Regions from separate parts of the Mus musculus genome. Here region 1 is linked to region 2. Evidence: chromatin loops called from intact Hi-C (ENCODE). Cell type or tissue: left cerebral cortex. All regions are shown on one strand.

What was found. Peaks named below come from ENCODE experiments on the same cell type or tissue, not always from the same donor. Only the 100,000 strongest peaks of a DNase experiment are listed, where the experiment ranks them.
Region 1: it touches region 2 in a loop (7-fold over the local background); 5 of 42 quality-filtered maps call a loop at or near these places.

What each region holds. Positions count from the first base shown.
Region 1 is chr6:46,869,269-46,871,768 of GRCm38, reverse strand. All of the region lies in intron 15 of Cntnap2 (contactin associated protein-like 2), which reads right to left. Among named protein-coding and RNA genes, the nearest start is that of Gm38801, 87 kb to the left of the region's middle. In left cerebral cortex, no CTCF peak of the experiment used is centred here; a DNase peak (open chromatin) is centred at 1,291.
Region 2 is chr6:46,957,734-46,960,233 of GRCm38, reverse strand. The region is part of intron 15 of Cntnap2 (contactin associated protein-like 2); the gene reads right to left. Gm38801 (a long non-coding RNA gene) reads left to right here and starts at 2,401. Exons shown (of 3, transcript XR_869031.2): 1 at 2,401-2,500. In left cerebral cortex, no CTCF peak of the experiment used is centred here; no DNase peak of the experiment used is centred here.

The DNA of each region.
Region 1 (2,500 bases), 88 kb after region 2:
TCAAATGCTATCCCAAAAGTTCAATTGTTTGTCTTTTGTTGAACTTCAAAAAATTAACTGTCGTATAGCTCCCTAACCTGTTGAATCATATTAAGGCTTGCACTCACCAAGAAATTGTAAGTATCAGATGTAATTTGGTCACTGAAAGTCAAATGTGAGATTTTTGGCTTCTTGTCTTGCACACCCCAAAAGAGTAACATTAACATCAGCTTTATTATAGAAGCCACCTTGAAGTTTGGCTTGATTTCTTGCTGACATAAAAAAATTCAAATGGTTTCTTGTTGGGATCATCAGCACAAGTCAACCAAATTGCCACCCCCCCTTTTTTTGTCAAGAAGACACAAACATAATTTCAGTACGTGCGACTGGTCACAATATTTAAACAATGAGAGATGGATTTTCCTTATGTAATATGAAGAGTTAAGAGGAAATTTTTGTCACTTTAAAAGGCCCATTGGACACGCAAACTTTATATGCCCCAGTATAGGGGAACGCCAGGGCCAAAATGGGGGAGTGGGTGGGTAGGGGAGTGGGGGTGGGTGGGTATGGGGGACTTTTGGTATAGCATTGGAAATGTAAATGAGCTAAATACCTAATAAAAAATGGAAAAAAAAGGTATAAGAAAAGAAGAAATTCATTTACATAATAAAGATCCATAAAGATCAGAGTGTTTCAAGCTTTAACATGTATGCATGGTTCTTTTTTTTTTTTTTTCACAAATTCAGTTTCTCGATGTTATGTAACAACACACAATATTTTTCAAACATTTACTTACTTCCTTCTTCCCTCCATTCTTCTTACATTTCCTTTTGTTTTAGGTGAAGATGTCTCAGGCTACCTTTATATCTTTGGCCAAACCAAGAGAGGAAAATGGAGCTATCACACAGCAATCATGGTTTCTCAAATTCATTATCTTATTCTCTCAGAATACCAGTGGAAAAAACCAGAACAGATACATCGATCTCATTTCCATTAAATTAAAGACCATATTTTAGGCACAAGTCTTAAAATTTGCATCCAATTCAGCATAAAAAAATAAATTCTTGCAGGTTTAAATACCATAAAAATTGATTAGGGTAATCTACTAAAATTGAATTAAGGAATACTTAGTGTACTAGACAAAGGGATTACAGAAAACATTGTTGAGCCTCCTCTTTGTCTTCTTTCCAAGTGAGTTCAGAAAACCCTGCATGGAAGAGACAGGGCTAGAATCTTAATGGGAAGAGGACATTCCTTCATAAAAACCCAGTGATACTTCTTTGGTTGGCTCCTTTTCTAGTCATACTGTGGGACAGAGAGACTCTTGTTTTGGTTTAGTACCCAACTTTGCAAGCAGCACTCTGCAGACATTCATTAACTTTAAAACAACTGACCCCTGATACAACTAAAACAGTTTTCTTTCTTCTTACTTTGGGACTTACTATTCATTCTTTAACTTTTTTTTTTCATTTTTCTGCATGAGTTTGTGTGCCTAACATATATGTAGGTACCCAAGGTGGCCAGAAGAGAGAGTCAGATCCCCTGGGACTACAATTAAGGGAGATCATAAGCCACTACATGGGTGCTGAATATTGATTTCTGGACCCTTAGAAAAGTGGCCAGAGCTCTTAATTGATGAGCCATCCCTTTGCTCCCTAAACGTTCATTCTTTATAGTAGTTTGGCAAGGCAGTGGGTGGGTACAAATGCAAATGCATTATTTCTTATGCATATAGCTTTTCTGAATTTTGAATTAGGTTTTATTTTAAAGAACATTATAAGTATCTTATGATTTAATGATAGTTCTCTTTCAGAGCAGAGCCTTGCTATGTAGCCCAGGCTAGTCCCCAGTGAACTGATGATTCCCTGTGCTCAGCCTTTGGAGAGCTGTGACTATAGAAGTTCTCCACTATTCCTGTGACTTACTATATTTTATTTCTAATCCTGATGATGATAAGATTGCTTCTAAAGAATCTCAGAAAAGTTTATGGCTCTCCATAAAGTTTGTTTCCATAAAGTTTCAAGATTTCGAGGTCTGCATGTAGTTAGGACTGTGAAAGGAAGCTTTATGTAGAGCCAAGTAGGCATCTTAAAGTAGGTGAACTGGAACATAGTTTTAATTACACCAGAGTGAGGTGGTTTATAGCTCACAGCTTTGCACCTAAACAATAGGTTTGACGTACTGACTAATTGTAATTTTGTCAGTAATAACCTTGAGTCATGGATAAACAAAAGCATGGGATGCTCACTTGGATCTGTGAGGAGCCAGGAGGGTTAATCTAATTTAGATTAAACAATGGGTTCTATAAATTCAATATTTCAAGTGCATCTTAATTTAGAATTGCCAGAAAAAGTATAAAAACTTAGCCAAACAGTTTTGTTTTAATCTTTAATTTGAAGATAATCATCAGATTCAAGGGATTTCCAGAGTACAAAAGAATCAAAGTTTTCATTTAGTTTAGATGAATAATATGCAAAAAGCTTGTGGAAGTTAAAAATAGTTGTGAATATAAATCAAATGC
Region 2 (2,500 bases):
GCTTGTTTCTTGAGACTGCTCCATGTCTACTGCAGTACAGCCTCTGCTGTTTTTACATGCTCAGTCTGAGTACAGGGTGGGGCTGACAGAATCTCAGTGATGACAGATGCAAAGGAAACTTGGTAAAGTGTATCCTAAAGGCTTTAGGTCCAGAGAGACATGTGCTATTTCTGCTTCTGCATCATAGACCAAAGCAAGTCACCTGGCCATAACCCCATTTTAGCTCAAGGAAGAGTGACATGTAACTCAATCCCATAATTATGGAAAGAAACCTAGAAATGGGTGAAGAAGATAACAAGTACTTAGTGAGAAATATTCAAAGCATAGAGAACGCCAGCCAGTCACTGGGAGCAATTGGCTCTCTAAGGTTTCCTGTAAATTGACACCTGCTGAATAAAGCTATTGTTTCCCTTTGGAAACTTAAACAAATGTGACAGAGAACAAATAAATTTTGAAATCTAGATTTCAATGCATTCACTGTTTTTAGACAAAGAATATAAGACTCTCTGATGTAATCTTAGGTTTTATATGTGAAGGAATTTATTTTGGTAATAAAATTTGGAAGAAAAAGAAGTCAGAATAAATCACCTACAGCATGTTGAATTTTATTTTTAAGTAAATTACAATGTATACCAACTAATTGGGAGCTTGTATGTGTGCAACAAATTCAAACACCTATAAAGACACTTGTTTATTTTCTATTTTAGGCTAATTATAATGAGATGCAATTAGCCAGGTGATACTTTTATTGATGAAATCATTCAATCAGTCAGTATGACTATGCTGCCTTATTCAGTCTTGGAAGCTATAGCGTTATATCTAGAGAAAAAGAAAATTCTATTTATGTAATCAGTCTGTTAGTCTTTTTATTGGGGTAATTGAGTCCATTGATATTAAGAGATATTAAGGAAAAGTCATTGTTGTTTCCTGTTATTTTTGTTGTTAGAGTTGGAATTCTGTTCATGTGGCTATCTTAAGTTTGTTGAAAGATTACTTTCTTGCTTTTTGTAGAGTGTAGTTTCCCTCCTTTTGTTGGAGTTTTCCCTTTATTATCATTTGAAGGACTGGATTTGTGGAAAGATACTGTGTAAATTTGGTTTTGTCATGGAATACTTTGGTTTCTCCATCTATGGTAATTGAGAATTTTGTTGGGTATAGAAGCCTGGGCTGGCATTTGTGCTCTCTTTGGGTCTGTATGACATCTGCCCAGGATCTTCTAGCTTTCACAGTCTCTGGGGAGAAGTCAGGTGTAATTCTGATAAGTCTGCCTTTATATATTACTTGACCTTTTTTCCTTACTGTTTTTAATATTCTTTCTTTGTTTAGTGCATTTGGTTTTTTGATTATTATTTTCTGGTCCAAACTACTTGGAGTTTTGTAGGCTTCTTGTATGTTCATGGTCATCTCTTTCTTTAGGTTGGGGAAGTTTTCTTCTATAATTTTGTTGAAGATATTTACTGGCCCTTTAAGTTGGAAATCTTCCTTCTTGTCTATACCTATTATCCTTAAGTTTGGTCTTCTCATTTGTGTCCTGGATTTCCTGGATGTTTTGGGTTAGTATCTTTTTGCATTTCGCATTTTCTTTGATTGTTGTGTCAATGTTTTCTATGGTATCTTCAGCACCTGAGATTCTCTCTTCCATCTCTTGTATTCTGTTGCTGATGCTTGCATCAATTGCTCCTGCCTTTGTTTTCTATCTCCAGAGTTGTCTCCCTTTGTGATTTCTTTATAGTTTCTACTTCCATTTTTTAGATCCTGGATGGTTTTGTTAAATTCTTTCACCTGTTTGGATGTGTTTTCCTGTAATTCTTTAAGGGACTTTGTGTTTCCTCTTTAAGCGCTTCTACCCGTTTACCTGTGTTCTCCTGTATTTCTTTAAGGGAGTTATTTAGGTCCTTCTTATAGTCCTCCATCATCATCATGAGAAGATTTTAGATCCATATCTTGCTTTTTTGGGTGTGATGGTGTATCCAGGACTTGCTATGGTAGGAGAGTTGGGTTCTGATGATGCCAAGTAACCTTGGTTTCTGTTGCTTCTGTTCTTATGCTTGCCTCCCACCATCTTATTATCTCAAATGCTCCCTGCCCTTGATACATCTGATTGGAGCCTGTCTTTCCTGTAATCCAGATTGAATCAGAACTCCTTAGAGTCCAACTTTCTCTGTGATCCTGTGATTCAGGGATCCTGTGATCCTGAGATTCTGGGTGTGTCAGAGTTCTTGGCAGTCAAGCTTCCTCTGAGACCCTGAGATCTTGGTTTATTCAAGTTCCTGGGATCCCAAGATCCTGGGCATGTTAGAGTACCTGGAAGTGTTACCTCCTCTGGGGACCATGGGGCTGTCCACTAAGTTTGAGCCCAAGGTGGCCCAGCCAAGAAAATTCTAGACAATCAGTATAAAAAAGTTGGGCAAAACTCTGATAGAGCATTTTGAATTTTTTTTCCTAGGTGCTTCTCAAAATGGGAAGAGCTGCCATTTATGGCCTATGAAATGTTCTGAGA